2 separate regions of the Mus musculus genome follow, and region 2 is linked to region 1. Evidence: chromatin loops called from intact Hi-C (ENCODE). Cell type or tissue: left cerebral cortex. All regions are shown on one strand. Links, peaks and the distances in the headings refer to the core of each region. The heading gives the core; the rest is flanking DNA. Region 1 has its middle 86 kb from the start of Gm5570. Region 2 has its middle 150 kb from the start of Gm22723.

Region 1 (9,497 bases), core at 347-8,346:
CTTATATATCCTATCATATCATCTGCAAAGAGTGATATTTTGACTTCTTCCTTTCCAGTTTGTATCCCCTTGATCTCCTTTTGTTGTCCTATTGCTCTGGCTAGGACTTCAAGTACTATATTGAATAGGAAGGAAGAAAGTGGGAAGCCTTGTCTAGTCCCTGATTTTAGTGGGATTGCTTCTAGATTCTCTCCATTTACATTGATGTTGGCTAATGGTTTGTTGTAGTTTGCTTTTATTATGTTTAGATATGGTCCTTGAATTCCTGATCTTTCCAAGTCTTTTATCATGAATTGGTGATAGATTTTGTCAAATGCTTTCTTAGCATCTAATGAGATGATAATGTGGTTTTTGTCTTTTACTCTGTTTAAATAATGGATTACATTGATAGATTCCTGTATATTAAACCATCCCTGCATCCCTGGAATGCAGCCTACTTGATCATGATGGGTGACCATTTTGATGACTTCTTAGATTCAGTTAGTGAAAATTTTATTGAGTATTTTTGCATCAATATTCATGAGGAAAATTGGTCTGAAGTCCTCTTTCTGTGTTGGGTATTTATGTGGTTTAGGTATCAGAGTAATTGTGGCATCATAGAATGAGTTGGGTAGAGTAGCTTCTGTTTCTATTTTGTGGAATAGTTTGAGGAGAGTTAGAATTAGGTCTTCTTTGAATATCTTAACTAAATCCATCTGGTCTTGGGCTTTTTTGGGTTGGGAGACTATTAATTACTGCTTATATTTCTTTAGGTGATGTGAGGCTGTTTAGATCATTAATGTGATCCTGACTTAAATTTGGCACCTTGTATCTTTCTTGATAATGTCCATTTCATCCAGGTTTTCCAGTTTTGTTGAGTATAGACTTTTGTAGTATAATTGATGATGTTTTGAATTTCCTCAGGTTCTGTTGTTATGTCTCTATTTTCATTTCTGATTTTGTTAATTGGGAAAATGTTCCTATGCCCTCTAGTTGATCTGGCTAAGGGTTTATTTATACTGTTGATTTTTTCAAAGTAGCAGCTCTTGGTTTGCTTGATTCTTTGTATGGTACTTTTTGTTTCCACTGGTTGATTCCAACCTGGAGTCTGATTATTTCCTGCAGTCTACTCCTCTTAGGTGAATTTACTTCTTTTTTTCCTAGAGTTTTAAATGTTCTGTCAGACTGCTAGTGTAAGCTCTCTCTAGTTTCATTTTAGAGGCAGTCAGACCTATGAGTTTTCCTGTAAGGACTGCTTTCATTGTGTCCCATAAGTTTGGGTATGTTGTGGCTTCATTTTCATTAAACACTAAAACATCTTTAATTTCTTTATTTCTTCCTTGACCAAGATATCATTGAAAAGAGTGTTGTTCAGCTTCCATGTTAATTTTGGCTCCCTATTAGTTATGTTATTATTGAAGATCAGCCTTAGCCCTTTGTGATCTGATAGGATGCATGTGATGATGTCAATATTTTTTTTTTCTTGAGGCCTGTTTCGTGACCAATTATATGGTCAATTTTGGAGAAGGTACCATGAGGAGCTGAGAAGGCATATCCTTTTGTTTTAGGATAAAATGTTCTGTAGATATCTCTTAAGTCCATTTATTTCATGTCTTCTGTTAGCTTCAATGTGTCTCTGTTTAGTTTCTGTTTCTAGAATATGTCCTTTGATGAGTGTAGGGTGTTGGAAGTCTCCCACTATTATCATATAAGGCGCAATGTGTGCTTTGAGCTTTACTAATTTTTTTTTAAATAATGAATGTGGCTGCCCTTGCATTTGTAGCACAAATATTAAGAATGGAGAGGTCATCTTGGGAGGTTTTAACTTTGATGAGTATGAAGTGCCACTCCTAGTCTTTTTGATAACTTTGGGTTGGAAGTCGATTTTATTTGATATTAGAATGGTTACTCCAGCTTGTTATTTCAGACCATTTGCTTGGAAAATTGTTTTCCAGCCTTTCACTTTGAAGTAGTGTCTGTCTTTTTCCTGAGGTGGTTTTCCTCTAAGCAGCCAATGTTGGGTCCTGTTTGTGTAGCCAGTCTGTTAGTCTATGTCTTTTTATTGATGAATTGATTCCATTGATATTAAGAGATATTAAGGAAAATTAATTGTTGCTTCCTGTTACTTTTGTTGTTAGAGTTGGGATTCTGTTCTTCTGGCTGTCTTCTTTTAGGTTTGTTGAAGGATTACTTTCTTGCTTTTTGCAGGGTGTAATTCCCATCCTTGTGCTGGTGTTTTCCCTTTATTATCCTTTGAAGAGCTGGATTCATGGAAAAATGTAAGTATTTGGTTTTGTCATAGAATACCTTGGTTTCTCCATCTATGGTAATTGAGAGTTTTGTTTGGTATAGTAGCCTTGGCTGGCATTTCTGTTGTCTTAGGTTCTTTATAACATCTTTCCAGGATCTTCTGTCTTTCATAGTCTCTGGTACGAAATCTGGTATAATTCTAATAGGTCTGCATTATAGGTTACATGACCTTTTTCCCTTATTGTTTTTAATATTCTATCTTTATTTAGTGCATTTGTTGTTCTGATTATTATGTGTTGGGAGGAATTTCTTTTCTCGTTCAGTATATTTGGAGTTCTGTAGGCTTCTTGTATGTTCATGGGCATCTCTTTCTTTAGGTTAGGGAAGTATTCTTCTATAATTTTGTTGATATATACTGGCCCTTAAAGTTGAAAATCTTCATTCTCATCTGCTCGTATTATCCTTAGTTTTGGTCTTCTCATTGTGTCCTAGATTTCCTGGATGTTTTGAGTTAAGATCTTTTGGCATTTTTCATTTTCTTTGATAGTTGTGTCCATGTCACCTATGGAATCTTCTGCATCTGAGATTCTCTCTTCCTTCTCTTGTATTCTGTTGCTGATGCTCACATCTATGTTTCCTGATTTCTTTCCTAGGATTTCTATCTCCAGAGTTGTCTCCCTTTGGGTTTTCTTTATTTTTTCTACTTCCATTTTTATATCTTGGATGGTGTTGTTCAATTCTATCATTTGTTTGGTTGTTGTTTTCCTGTAATTTTAAGGGATTGTGTGTATGTGTGTGTGTGTGTGTGTTTGTGTGTGTTTCTTCTTTAAGGACTTCTACCTATTTAGCAGTGTTTTCCTGTAATTCTTTCAGGGATATTTGTGCTTCCTCTTTTAGGCCTTCTACCTGTTTATCCATGTTCTCTATTTCCTTGAGTGAGTTGCTAATGTCCTCTTTAAAATATTCTACAAGTATTATGTGATATGATTTTAAATCTGAATCTTGTTTTTCAGGTGTGTTGGTTTATCCAGGACTTGCTGTGGTGGGACTCCTGATATCTACTGATTCTGAGCGGTCTTGGTGTCTGTTAGCGAGATTGTTAAGTTTACCTTTCACCATCTGGTAATCTCTGGTGTTAGTTTTTATAGGTGTCTCTGGCTTGTGTGTGTTCCTCCTGTGATTCTGTTAGCCTCTGTCAGCACTCCTGAGAAAGCCTCTGTCAGCATTCCTGGGATTCTGATGCTCTCCTGATTCTCATTTTTCAGATTACTCTCTGCAGGCAAGTGCTCAGACGTCTGGAGATCAGCTATGCCTCCTGGCTGAAGATGAAGGCCCAAGAGGGACTCTGTGCCAGAAGCTAAGGTTTTTCTGCCACCAATGTGCTCTCCTGAGTAGAATTGTCTCTTTGGGACCTGGGATAAAAGATTGAGTTCTCGCCTGGTCCTGTGGACAGAACCCTCCCTTGAGGCCACCTCTCCTCTGGCGGGAAAAGTGCCAATCAAAACTTTCATTTATAACCTTGGTATATCTTCTTATATCTAAATCCATTTTCTCATCCTAAACAATTTAGGCTTAATTGTGAAACCTTACCTATCTCGTCTTAACCCCATCAGAGGCTTGAGAGGAAATAAATATCTGAGTATGAAGAAAGTACAAAGCAAGTAACTTTCAAAATTACAGAAATGACAGAGAGCTGGCTGCCTGAAAATCACCCTAAATTTTTCAGAGTTTCTGGAGCATCCATCATTTTTTGGTAAGTTCCACATGGGAATCTTTGAAGATTCTTTATTTTGACTTAAAGAATCCTCTAAGCCGGGCATGGTAGCACACGCCTTTAATCCCAGCACTTGGGAGGCAGAGGCAGGCAGATTTCTGAGTTTGAGGCCAGCCTGGTCTACAGAGTGAGCTCCAGGACAGCCAGGGCTATACAGAGAATCCCTGTCTCGAAACAAAACAAAACAAAACAAAACAAAACAAAACAAAACAAAACAAAAACAAAAAACAAAAAGAAAAAGAAAAAAGAAAAAAGAAAAAGAAAAAAAAAGATCCACTAACTTCAATGTCCTTCACTCTAACTTTTAATATTTTTGTTTTCTCTTTATCTAAGTCTATTTTAAAGTGGATATATAAAATTATAATCAATATTGAACATATAATGTAGACAGAAAAAAAAAACTACTAGGGATCCTGCACACTTTTATATTTTTAATACCTACAGTATCTTCTTTTCTAATCTCAATATCTCTCTTCCTTCTATGGAGACTTTAATTTTCTTTATCCTTACTTTGGAGATTTTATATGTTTCTATTTAAAGTTCATAATTTTATGAATGTGCATATTAGGCTTCTTTAACCTTTTTAAATACTCTTTTCTAACTTTTTTCCTCAATCATTTTATATTACTATATTTATATGTCATTTCTTTCTAATCTTTTTGTATTTTTTAAACTTTCCATTCCTTATTCTTTTTTATGTATTTAATGTTCTCTTAAAGACTTTATTTTATTAATTTCAAACTATTTATATCTGTCTTTGATGTTTTGCACCCACTCTTCCTATTTTCTTCGTAATTAAACATAACTTTAAACATTTTAATTCATCAGAATTTCATTTCAACTTTAAAAATTTCTGATTTCTTCTGCATCTTTTTGTGGTCCATCTCATACATCTCCCTGTGAATATCCTCAGTATGCTCACACTACAGCCACAGTACAGTTACACATGAGCTGCTGTTCCCCAGAGTGTTAGCTGATTGCTGACTGGGAAGGCGGTACCATCACCAGCATGAAACTGGGGAAACTATTCTTGCCATGTTACAGATAGCATTCTTAAATCTGGGGAATATCCTAATTTTCTCTGGGCACCCAAGAGAATGCTGAACCTACCCCTACACCCACATCCACTGTTTGCACCAGAAAAGAGATTTTAAGATAGCAATGCCTCATTTTCAAAAGGCAGGGTGTGTGTTTTTGGTTTTTTTAGTGGTTGAGTTGTTACTGGTCTTGTTCAGGGCAGAAATAAGGTAAGGGAGACTATGTTCTCTGATTTCTTTCTCGGGGACCCCCTAAATATGTAACAGAAGACTTCCTGGTTTGGCTTCAATTAGAGAAGACTCACCTAATCCTTGAGACATTAGGTCCCAGGGAATAATGAGGCCAGGCAGGGTCTGTATGAGTGTTGCAAGGGTTATCCCCTTGGAGACAGGGGAAGGGGTGTTGGATGAAAAACTGTCAGAGGACAGATTGGAAAGGAGATAACTATGGGACTGTAGAAAAAAATATTGAAGATATTTTTGCAAGAAGAAGAAGAGGAAGAAGAAGAAGAAGAAGAAGAAGAAGAAGAAGAAGAAGAAGGAGAAGGAGAAGGAGAAGGAGAAGGAGAAGGAGAAGGAGAAGGAGAAGGAGAAGGAGAAGAAGAAGAAGAAGAAGAAGAAGAAGAAGAAGAAGAAGAAGAAGAAGAAGAAGAAGAAGAAGAAAAGAAGAAGAAGAAGAAGAAAGCTATCTGTGACACTTGATATCCAGTCTTGATTGGCACAATTTAAGAGGCTGAATCCACAAAAGACAGCAGCTTTGAAGCTGTACCTATGCAAATTTTAATGAAACATCTAAGCTAGTCTGAGGTGCTTGTACACATGCACACTTTCATAGTGTATTAGTCAGGATTCTCTAGAGTCACAGAACTTATGGAAAGACTCTAGATAGTAAAGGAATTTATTGATGACTTACAGTTGGCAGCCCAATTCCCAACAATTGTTCAGTCGCAGCTGTGAATGGAAGTCCAAGGATCTAGCAGTTACTCAGTCTCACACAGCAAGCAGGCGAAGAAGCAAGAGCTAGACTCCCTTCTTCCAATGTACTTATATTGTCTCCAGCAGAAGGTGTAGCCCAGATTAAATGTGTGTTCCACCACATCTTTAATCCCAGATGAAAGGTGTAGCCCAGATTAAAGGTGTGTTCCTTAAACTCAGAGATTCAATCTTCTGGAATCCATAGCCACTATGGCTCAAGATCTCCATACCAAGATCCAGATAAAGATCTCCAAGCCTCCAGATAAGGGTCACTGGTGAGCCTTCCAATTCTGGATTGTAGTTCATTCCAAATATAGTCAAGTTGACAACCAGGAATAGCCACTACACATAGGTAATATATTTTTCTTCATTAGGAAATTATGGTATGTGTGTTTGCAAAATTAGAAAATGATGATTTTCTGCTTGGAGCAAGATTACAAGTTAGTTTGGACTGTATTAACAAACTCTAACATAAATTAGTATCTATGCCCATTTGAAAGGATGGTGTGAAAAGTCTTGAAGATCCTTTAGCCTACAAGATTATTGAGTATGCTTAGCTGAAGTGCTGATTGGAGAACATTTTATGTCTCAGGAAGTCTCAATGATTATCCAATGTAGAGGGATCAGCAATATATATTACCTGTTTTGTTGGTCTTATGGTTTTCTTACGTGTCTGCATTCTGGATCTTCAGGAGGTCTTCCCAGGTTAAGTCTGATTTTTGATAATTTTAAATGAATCCATAGTTTTTCAGTGGAACAAATACAAAAAATATTCTTCAGTATAAAATATTTCTTTCCTTCAATTCTGAATTTATAACCTATATAGGCTAATCTATTTCATCAGCTTTTACAAAAATACTGTATTTTACAACAGCTATGTTATATGTCTCCTAGACATTTAAAACTTTTAGCTAATAAAGCATTATTTAACCTATCTCTTGGGCTATTTGTATCCATCTTTTGTTTTAAGAGTACTTTTTTAAAAGTTCTCTTAGACATCTCTACCATTGATTGTCTCATTAGATTGTGAGATAGGCCGGGAACAAGTTTTATACAGTAATTTCTCAAAAACTGTTCTGTCTTATTGGATACAAATGCTGAAGCATCATCAGCCTCAAACTACAAAGGTATTTCCACGATATTTATCATCTCTAATTAATACTTAATCTCAGAATCAGCCTTTTCAGAATTCAATACAATATTCTAAGAGTTCTCATTGGAATTCTGAATATGTATCAATAGTATAATATATCAACATTTATTATATTTTAATCTGTCAAACACTATAGTGATATATATAACCTAATTTTATGAAATTGCTCTAATGTAAGTATATTAAACAGAATCTTTATTTTTAACTCAGTATGTTGCATCTCTATGTGTTGCCATTCTAATTTCTCAACATATTTTTTTTTGATTTTTAAATGAGATTAAAGGATTTTTGCTGACATTTTATGTTCCACATTGCATCACTAGAAGATTCTTTATTCTGATGTAAAGAATCCTTTAAGTTCTCTTCTATGGCCTTCAACCTAGAATTAAAATTTTAGTCTAGATTTATCCTGATCTCTTTTAAATGGATATATAAATCTTGATGGTAGAAACAAAACTATATGGGGTCCAAGCACCATCCTTTTAAGAGCTTTCAATTTTTTTAATGTTGAAAATATGTTTGATTTTAATCTCTCAATCTCTCTTTTTTCTCTGGAGTATATATTTTTACTTTTTATCTCCTTACTTTAGGCATTATATTTTTTTCTTATTTAAGCTCTGCATTTCTATAACTATGACTGTTCAATTTATTTAAAAGTTATGTACCTTTTAAAACACTTTTATCTATGTTTTTCTCTTCTTAAACTTTTATACACATTCAATCATTTATTTATTTATGTATTTACTTATTTGATAATTATTGTGTTCTAACATTACTATATTTTTGTATTTAATATTCCATACTTGAATGAATTGGTCTTTTGCAATTTAATTAATTTAATATTAAGTACATTATTTTAGTTATTTCAAACTGTCTATATTTGTCTTTGATGGTTTGTATCCACTCTCATTTTTCTTTAGCATTTAAGCATATTTCCAAATATTTTACCCCATCAGAAGAGCATTTCTGCTCATACTATTTCTTAGTCCCTCTGTGTCTCTTTGTGGTTTCAGTACAAATATCTCACAATGACTAGCACCATCCTAGTCCATCAGTTTAAAAAGGAGCAGCAGTTCTGTTTGCTGACTGAGAAAGCAGTACCAGCACTTGCTTAAAGCTGGGGCTTTGTCTGACTTCATGTGAGAGTGGATGTTCATGGTAGATGGCACCAGCTGGCATGCATAAAGTTTACCCCAATAATTATCTACCTTTATGAGGTATGGTTTTATATACTGTAATTCCATCTGCTTAGTCTTTTTTTTGGGGGGGGTATTTTCTTTATTTACATATCAAATGTTATCCCCCTTCCTAGTTTTCACTCTGAAAAACACCCTCCCATCTGCTCCCCCTTCCCCCTGCTTACCAACCCACCCACTCCCTGGTCCTGGCATTCATCAACACTGGGGTATAGAGCCTTCATAGGACCAACAGACTCTCCTCCCATTGATGTCCAACTAGGCTATCCTCTGCTACACATGTAGCTGGATCTGTGCTGCACTAATACTCACTTATCAGTGAATGCATATTATGTGTGTTCTTTTGTGATTGGGTTAAATAACTCAGGATGATATCCTCTAGATCCATCCATTTTCCTAAAAATTTAATAAATTCACGGTTTTTAATAGCTGAGTAGTGCTCCATTGTGTAAATGTACCACATTTTCTTCATCTATTCCTCTCTTGAGGGACATGTGGATTGTTTCCAGTTTCTGGCTATTATAAATAAGGCTGCTATGAACATAGTGGAGCATATGTCCTTATTACATTTTAGAGCATTTTCTGGGTATATACCCTGGACTGGTATTGTTTCATTACATCCAACTTTCAGAGAAACCACCAAACAGATTTTCAGAGTGGTTGCATCAGGTTGAAATTCTAACAGCAATGGAGGAGTGTTCCTCATTTTCCATATACTCACCAGCATTTGCTGTAACATGAGTTATTGATCTTAGCCTTTAGTACTGGTATGAGGTGGAATATCAGGGTTGTTTTGATTTGCCTTAAAAGGACATGTCTGCACTGTGATATCACTGATTATGCACGCTCATGGCCTACCAAGGACAGTAGGACACCTCACCTCAGATGTGGTCAGGTCAGACATGTAACTGCAACTTATGAGAGGTGGGTAAGCATCCAGCACACAGAAGCAACTGTACTAAGTCTACTATGCATTCTCATCTTTATCCAGAGCCAGAAATGCTTGGGAAAAACAACCAATGCTAGCAGTAGCTAAATCAACTCAGGAGTCCCAACTGTGAGTCATTTGTAGTTACTAGGAAACCGTTTAAATCACTTCATTCCGCAGCATCATTATCTAAAGCAACAGACCT
Region 2 (9,497 bases), core at 502-8,501, 240 kb after region 1:
TCACTCAGGATGATATCCTCCAGATACATCCATTTGCCTAAGAATTTCATAAATTCATTGTTTTTAATAGCTGAATAGTATTCCATTGTGTAAATGTAACACATGTTCTTTATCCATTCCCCCATTGAGGGACATCTGGGTTCTTTCCAGTTTCTGGCTATTATTAATAAGGCTTCTATGAACATACTGGAGCATATTTCCTTAATACAAATTGGAACATCTTCTGGGTATATAACCAGGAGAGGTATTGCTCAACCTTCCGGTTATAATACATCCAATTATCTGAGGAACTGCCAAACTGATTTCCAGAGTGATTGTAACAGCTTGCAATTCTACCAGCAATGGAGGAGGGTTCCTCTTTCCCCACTTCCTCGCCAGCATCTACTGTCAGCTGAATTTTTGATTTTACCATTCTGACTGGTATGAGGTGCAATCTCAGGGTTGTTTTGATTTGGATTTCCCTGATGATTAAGGATGTTGGGTTTTTGTTTTTTTTTTTTTTTTTTTTTTTTTTTTAGGTGCTTTTCAGCCGTTTTCTATTTTTCAGTTGAGAATTCTTTGTTTAGTCCTTACCCCCCCCCCTTTTTTTTTAACTAGGGTTGTTTGGCTTTCTGAAATCCAACTTCTTGCAACAGTCTTTTGGGGGGAATTTAACTGACCCTTTCCCTACCACATAAAGAGTAGCCATTTTCTAGTTCCTCTAGCCCATTTTAGTTTCTTAAAAATAGATTCAGAGACCAGGCATTGTTATTAATACACTGCAATCCTAAATTGGGCAGATTTTGAGCTACTCAAACATGACTAGACAAGTAATATCCAAAAAACACTTAATTACTTGCCATCTTGCATAGGCCAACCATGGTCTGTGTGTTATCTCATAGCTACTCACTCATAACCTCATGGTGAAATGTTCCTGTTCTCTCCACATGGTTTCTCCACTCCTTCTTTCCCCTGTGGCCCTGGTCTTCTCTATCCCCTCTCCTTCTCAGACATCCAGAGTAGTATCATAAGCTCCTCCCTATTTTCTGCTGCTCTGGTAATTGACTTATATGTTCTATTCTTAATCAGTAAGAGATGATGGAAAACACTGTTTTATATATCATGGAGAGCAGATAGGGTTGACCATTCTGTCGTCCAGGTTTCAAACAGATATCAAGTTTTAGAATTCAACATCTAAATTCAATGCCCACAAAACCACCCCTAACATTCACACTTTTAATCTAATAAAGGGTTATTTTCTATTATTAATAAACTATATACAATAATAACAATTATGAAAACATACCAAGTGAAATTTCAGAATTTCCACTCCACTTTTATTAGGCAATCTTGAAAAAGGTACTATCTTGATGAGTTTAGAGTTCTTTTTTTAATAGATATTTTCTTCATTTATATTTAAAATGCTATCCCGAAAGTCCCCTATACCTCCCCCCTGACCTGCTCCTCAATCCACGCACTCCCAATTCCTAGCCATAGCATTCTCCTGTACTAGGGCATATGATCTTCAAAATACCAGGGACATCTATTTCCATTGATGGCATACTAGACCAGCCTCTGCTACGTATGCAACTAGAGGCAAAGTTCTGGGAGTTACTGGTTAGTTCATATTGTTGATCTTCCTATAGGGTTGCTGACACCTTTAGCTCCTTGGGTATTTTCTATAGTTCCTAATTTAGGGGCCCAGTATACCTTCCAATAGATGACTGTTAGCATCCACTTATATATTTGCTAGGCACTGGAAGACCCTCAAAAGTGATAGCTATATCACGGTCCTGTCAGAAAATCCTTGCTGGAATATGCAATAGTGTCTGGGTTTAGGGTTTTATATGGGATGGATCCCCAGGTAGCGTAGTCTCTGGATGGTCCTTTCTTCCATCTCAGCTCGGAACCTTGTCTCTATAACTCCATCCATGGGTATTTTGTTCCCCATTCTAAGAAGAAATGAAGTATTCACACATTCATCTTCCTTGTTCTTGAGTTTCATGTATCTTGGTTAGTCTAGGTTTCTCAGCTAATATCCACTTATCAGTGAGTGCATATCATGTGTGATCTCTTGTGAGTGGGTTACCTCATTCAGGATGATATCCTCCAGATCCATCCACTTGCCTAAGAATTTCATAAATTCATTGTTTTTAATTGCTGAGTAGTACTCCATTTTGTAAATGTACCACATTTTCTGAATCCAGTCCTCTGTTGAGGGACACCTGGGTTATTTCCAGCTCCTGGCTATTATAAATAAGGCTTCTATGAACATAGTAGAGCAGGTATACTTATTACAAGTTGGAAAAGACTTCTTTATATATGCCCAAGAGAGGTATTGATGGATCTTCTGGTAGTATTATATCGAATTTTCTGAGGAACCACTGGACTGATTTCCAGATTGGTTGTACCAGCTTGCAATCCCACCAACAACGGAGGAGTGTTCATCTATCTCCACATCCTTGCCAGCATCTACTGTCATCTGAATTTTTTCTTTTAGCCATTCTAACTGATGTGAAGTAGAATCTAAGGATTGTTTTGACTTGCATTTCTCTGATGATTAAGGATGTTGAACATTTCTTTCAGGTGCTTCTCAGCCATTTGATATTCCTCACTTGAGAATTCTTTGTTTAGTTCTGTACCCCACTTTTTAATTGGGTTATTTTATTTTCTGTAGTCCATCTTCTAGAGGTCTTTATATATATTTGATCTTAGTCCCCTATCTGACTTAGGATTTTTCAAGGTCTTCTCCCAATCTGTTGGTGGCATTTCTGTCTTATTGACAGTGTCTTTTGCCCTACAGAAGCTTTATAGTTTTCTGAGGTCACATTTTTAGATTCTTGACCTTACAGCACAAGCCATTGCTGTTCTGTTCATGATTTTTTTACCCTATGCTTCACGGCTTTTCCCAACTTTCTCATCTATAAGTTCCACTTTCTCTGGTTTTATGTGGAGTTCCTTGATCCACTTAGATTTGAGCTTTGTACAAGAAAAGAATGGATCAATTCGCAATCTTCTACATGATAACCGCCAATTGCACAAGCACCATTTGTTGAAAATGCTTTCTTTTTTTCCACTGGATGATTTTACCTCCCTTGTCAAAGACAAGTGACCATAGGTATGTGGGTTTATTTCTGTGTCTTCAATTCTCTTTCATTGGTCTACTTGCCTGTCTCTGTACACGTACCATGCAGTTTTTATCACAATTGCTCTGTAGTACAACTTAAGGTCAGGCATGGTGATTTGCACAGAGGTTCTTTTATTGTTGAGAATAATTTTTGCTATCCAGGGTTTTTGTTATTCCAGATGAATTTGCAAATTGCCCTTTCTAATTCGTTGAAGAATTGAGTTGGAATTTTGATGGAGATTGCTTTGAATCTGTAGATTGCCATTATAAAATAACCCAATTAAAAAATGGTGTACAAGCACCACTTGTTGAAAATGCTGTCTTTTTTCCACTGGATGATTTTAGCTCCCTTGTCAAAGATCAAGTGACCATAGCCGTGTGGGTTCATTTCTGTGTCTTCAATTCTCTTTCATTGATCTACCTGTCTGTCTCTTTACAAGTACAAGTTAATCCTGCCAATCAATGAGCATGGGAGATCTTTCCATATTCTGAGATCTTCTTTGATTTCTTTCTTCAGAGACTTGAAGTTCTTATTATACAGATATTTACTTCTTTACTTAGAAGCACCACAAGATGTTTTATGTTTACTTGTGATTATTGTGAAGGGTGCTGTTTCCCTAATTTCTTTCACAGCCTGTTTATACTTTGTGTAAAGAAAGGCTATTGCTGGGCATGGTGGTGCACACCTTTAATCTCAGCACTTGGAAGGCAGAGGCAGGTGAATTTCTGAGTTCGAGGCCAGCCTGGCCTACAGAGTGAGTTCCAGGACAGCCAGGAGTATACAGAAAAACCCTGTCTCAAAAAACCAAAAAAAAAAAAAAAATGCCACTGATTTGTTTGAAATAATTTTATATCTAGCTACTTCACTGAAGCTGTATATCAGGTTTAGGAGATCCCTGGTGGAATTTTTAGTGTCACATATATATCCTATCATATCATCTGCAAAGAGTGATATTTTGACTTCTTCCTTTCCAGTTTGTATTCCCTTGATCTCCTTTTGTTGTCCTATTTCTCTGGCGAGGACTTCAAGTACTATATTGAATAGGTAGGAAGAAAGTGGGAAGCCTTGTCTAGTCCCTGATTTTAGTGGGAATGCTTCCAGATTCTCTCCATTTATATTGATGTTGGCTAATGGTTTGTTGTAGATTGCTTTTATTATGGATAGATATGGGCCTTGAATTCCTGATCTTTCCAAGTCTTTTATCATGAATTGGTGATAGGTTTTGTCAAATGCTTTCTTAGCATCTAATGAGATGATAATGTGGTTTTTGTCTTTTACTTTGTTTATATAATGGATTACATTGATAGATTCCTGTGTATTAAACCATCCCTGCATCCATGGAATGCAGCCTACTTGATCATGATGGGTGATCATTTTGATGAGTTCTTAGATTCAGTTAGTGAAAATTTTATTGAGTATTTTTGCATCAATATTCATGAGGGAAATTGGTCTGAAGTCCTCTTTCTGTTTTGGGTATTTATGTGGTTTAGGTATCAGAGTAATTGTGGCATCATAGAATGAATTGGGTAGAGTACCTTCTGTTTCTATTTTGTGGAGTAGTTTGAGAAGAATTAGAATTAGGTCTTCTTTGAAGATCTGAACTAAATCCATCTGGTCTTGGGCTTTTTTGGTCTGGGAGACTATTAATTATTGCTTATAATTCTTTAGGTGATATGAGGCTGTTTAGATTATTATATGATCCTGACTTAAATTTGGCACCTTGTATCTTTCTTGATAATGTCCATTTCATCCAGGTTTTCCAGTTTTGTTGAGTATAGACTTTTGTAGTATAATTGATGATGTGTTGAATTTCTTCAGATTCTGTTATTATGTCTCTATTTTCATTTCTGATTTTGTTAATTGGGAAACTGTTGCTATGCCCTCTACTTGGTCTGGCTAAGGGTTTATTTACCTTGTTGATTTTTTTCAAAGTAGCAGCTCCTGATTTGGTTGATTTTTTGTATGGTACCTTTTGTTTCCACTGGTTGATTCAAGACTTGAGTTTGATTATTTCCTGCTGTCTACTACTCTTGGGTGAATTTACTTCCTTTTTTTCTACAGCTTTAGGTGTGCTGTCAGGCTGCTAGTGTATGCTCTCTCTCATTTCATTTTAGCGGCAGTCAGACTTATGAGTTTTCCTATTAGGACTGCTTTCATTGTGTCGCATAAGTTTGGGTATGTTGTGGCTTCATTTTCATTAAACCCTAAAAAGTCTTTAATTTCTTTCTTTATTTCTTCCTTGACCAAGATAGCACTGAAAAGAGTGTTGTTCAGCTTCCATGTTAATTTTGACTCCCTATTAGTTATGTTTTTATTGAAGATCAGCCTTAGTCCTTTGTGATCTTTTAGGATGCATGGGATGATTTCAGTATTTTTTTCTCGTGAGGCCTGTTTTGTGACCAATTATATGGTCAATTTTGGAGAAGGTACCATGAGGAGCTGAGAAGGCATATCCTTTTGTTTTAGGATAAAATGTTCTGTATATATCTCTTAAGTCCATTTGTTTCATATCTTGTTAGCTTCAATGTGTCTCTGTTTTGTTTGGGTTTCTAGACTATGTCCTTTGATGAGTGTAGGGTGTTGGAAGTCTCCCACTATTATCATGTGAGGTGCAATGTGTGCTTTGAGCTTTACTATTTTTTTTTAAATAATGAATGTGGCTGCCCTTGCATTTGTAGCACAGATATTAAGAATGGAGAGGTCATCTTGGGAGGTTTTAACTTTGATGAGTATGAAGTGCCACTCCTAGTCTTTTTGATAACTTTGGGTTGGAAGTCGATTTTATTCGATATTAGAATGGTTACTCCAGCTTGTTACTTCAGACCATTTGCTTGGAAAATTGTTTTCCAGCCTTTCACTCTGAAGTAGTATCTGTCCTTTTACCTTAGGTGTCTTTCTTCTAAGCAGCAAAATGTTGGGTCCTGTTTGTGTAGCCAGTCTGTTAGTCTATGTCTTTTTATTGGGGAATTGATTCCATTGATATTAAGAGATATTAAGGAAAAGTAATTGTTGCTTCCTGTTATTTTTGTTGTTAGAGTTATGATTCTGTTCTTCTGGCTGTCTTCTTTTAGGTTTGTTGAAGGATTACTTTCTTGCTTTTTGCAGGGTGTAATTTCTATCCTTGTGCTGGTGTTTCCCTTTATTATCCTTTGAAGAGCTGGATAGGTGGAAAGATGTAAGAATTGAGTTTTGTCAGAGAATACATTCGTTTCTCCATCTATGGTAATTGAGAGTTTTGCTTGGTATTGTTGCCTTGGCTGGCATTTATGTTGTCTTAGATTCTTTATAACATCTCTCCAGGATCTTCTGTCTTTCATAGTCTCTGGTAAGAAATCTGGTATAATTCTAATAGGTCTGCATTACAGGTTATGTGACCTTTTTCCCTTATTGCTTTTAATATTGTATCTTTATTTAGTGCATTTGTTGTTCTGATTATTATGTGTTGGGATTAATTTCTTTTCTTGTTCAGTCTCTTTGGAGCTCTGTAGGCTTCGTGTATGTTCATGGGCATCTCTTTCTTTAGGTTAGGGAAGTATTCTTCTATAATTTTGTTGATATATACTGGCCCTTAAAGTTGAAAATCTTCATTCTCATCTACTCATATTATCCTTAGGTTTGTTCTTCTCATTGTGTCCTGGATTTCCTGGATGTTTTGAGTTATGATCTTTTGGCATTTTGCAATTTCTTTGACTGTTGTGTCCATGTTATCTATGGAATCTTCTGCGTCTAAGATTCTCTCTTCCTTCTCTTGTATTCTGTTGCTGATGCTCGCATCTATGTTTCCTGATTTCTTTCCTAGGATTTCTATCTCCAGAATTGTCTCCCTTTGAGTTTTCTTTATTTTTTCTACTTCCGTTTTTATATCTTGGATGATTTTGTTCAATTCTATCATTTGTATGGTTGTGTTTTCCGGTAATTTTAAGGGATTGTGTGTGTTTCTTCTTTAAGGACTTCTACCTATTTAGCAGTGTTTCCCTGTAATTCTTTCAGGAATATTTGTGCTTCCTCTTTTAGGCCTTCTACATGTTTATCTGTCTTCTCTATTTCCTTGAGTGAGTTGTTAATGTCCTCTTTAAAATATTCTACAAGTATTATGTGATATGATTTTAAATCCGAATCTTGCTTTTCAGGTGTGTTGGTTTATCCTGGACTTGCTGTAGTGGGATTCCTGATTCCTAGTGTTGCTGAGTGTTCTTGGTTTCTGTTAGTGAGATTGTTAAGTTTGCCTTTCACCATCTGGTATTTTTTGGTGTTAGTTTTTATAGGTGTCTCTGGCTTGTGAGTGTTCCTCCTGTGATTCTGTTAGCCTCGTCAGCACTCCTGGGATTCTGACTCTCTCCTGATTCTCAGTTTTTAGAATACTCTCTGCAGGCAAGTATGAAGAGGTCTGGAGCTCAGCTCTGCCTCCTGGTTGAAGATGAAGGCCCAAGAGGAACTTGAATGAATTGGTCTTTTGCAATTTAATTAATTTACTATTAAGTACATTATTTTAGTTATTTCAAACTGTCTATATTTGTCTTTGATGGTTTGTATCCACTCTAATTTTTCTTTAGCATTTAAGCATATTTCCAAATATTTTACCTCATCAGAAGAGCATTTGTGCTCATACTATTTCTTAGTCACTCTGTGTTTTTATGTGGTTCATTACAAACATCCCACAATGACTAGCGCCATCCTAGTCCATCAGTTTAAAAAGGAGCAGCTGTTCTGTTTGCTGACTGAGAAAGTAGTACCAGCACTTGCGTAAAGCTGGGGCTTTGTCTGACTTCATGTGAGAGTGGATCATCATGGTAGAAGGCACCAGCTGGCATGCAAAAAGTTTACCCCAATAACTATCTACCTTTCTGGGGTATGATTTTATATACTGTAATTACATCCTGCTTAGTCTTTTTGGGGGGGGTATTTTCTTTATTTACATATCAAATATTATCCCCCTTCCTAGTTTTCACTCTGGAAAACACCCTCCCATCTGTTCCCACTTCCCCCTGCTCACCAACCCACCAAATCCCTGGTCCTGGCATTCATCAACACTGGGGTATAGAGCCTTCATAGGACCAACAAACTCTCCTCCCATTGATGTCCAACTAGGCTATCCTCTACTACACATGTAGCTTGATCTGTGCTGCACTAATATTCACTTATCAGTGAATGCATATTATGTGTGTTCTTTTGTGATTGGGTTAAATAACTCAGGATGATATCCTCTAGATCCATCCATTTTCCTAAAAATTTCATAAATTCATGGTTTTTAATAGCTGAGTAGTGCTCCATTGTGTAAAGGAACCACATTTTCTTCATCCATTACTCTCTTGAGGGACATGTGGGTTCTTTCCAGCTTCTGGCTATTATAAATAAGGCTGCTATGAACATAGTGGAGCATATGTCCTGATTACATTTTAGAGCATCTTCTGGGTATATGCCCAGGACTGGTATTGTTACATTACATCTAACTTTCAGAGAGACCACCAAACAGAGATTTCAGAGTGGTTGCATCAGGTTGCAATTCCACCAGCAATGGAGGAATGTTCCTCATTTTCCATATCCTTGTCAGCATTTGCTGTAACATGAGTTATTGATCTTAGCCTTTCGTACTGGTGTGAGGTGGAATATCAGGGTTGTTTTGACTTGTCTTAAAAGGACATGTCTGCACTGTGATATCACTGATTATGCCAGCTTATGACCTACCACGGGCAGTAGGACACCTCGCCTCAGATGTGGTCAGGTCAGACATGGAACTGCAACTTATGAGAGGTGGGTAAGCATCCAGCACACAGAAGCAACTGTACCAAGTCTACTATGCATTCTGATCCTTATCCAGAGACAGAAATGCTTGGGAAAAACAAACAATGCTAGCAGTAGCTAAATCAACTCAGGAGTCCCAACTGTGAGGCACTTGTAGTTACTAGGAAACCGTTTAAAGCACTTCATTCCTCAGCATCTTTATCTAAAGCAACAGACTTAGAAAACTGTTCTGTCCCCAGAAGAACTTGTTTGTGCCTTTCACTTGGGACACTTCAGGCTGTAATTCGGCTAAATTAGAAATTTCTAAATATATCAGGTCAAGCAGACTCATTTGGTTTTTGTGCTAAGAAATATTTGCATCATTTTTTTTAAGACAGACTCACATGGTGCTTTGCAGAGACAAGACCTAGGATAGATAAGAGACATTTGGAGAGATTATATATAGGACTCAACAAACAGTGATCATGAGTAACTACCTTTGCAATTATCTCTTGGTCACATGCCTTAATCTTCACTGATCCTCTCTTTATTGAAAGAAACTCAGCAGAGCACTATTTCAAGTGTCCCAGCTGGTCCTACTCATTGCATATGATTTGTGAACATACTGTAGAGGAGTGATGGTTTCTGCTAGCTCATAAGATCACTGCC

Evidence for each region. Peaks named below come from ENCODE experiments on the same cell type or tissue, not always from the same donor. Only the 100,000 strongest peaks of a DNase experiment are listed, where the experiment ranks them.
Region 2: it touches region 1 in a loop (7-fold over the local background); 20 of 42 quality-filtered maps call a loop at or near these places.

The regions. Positions count from the first base shown.
Region 1 is chr6:60,159,497-60,168,993 of GRCm38, reverse strand. No RefSeq gene overlaps it. Among named protein-coding and RNA genes, the nearest start is that of Gm5570, 86 kb to the right of the region's middle. In left cerebral cortex, for the core only: no CTCF peak of the experiment used is centred there; no DNase peak of the experiment used is centred there.
Region 2 is chr6:59,917,221-59,926,717 of GRCm38, reverse strand. No RefSeq gene overlaps it. Among named protein-coding and RNA genes, the nearest start is that of Gm22723, 150 kb to the left of the region's middle. In left cerebral cortex, for the core only: no CTCF peak of the experiment used is centred there; no DNase peak of the experiment used is centred there.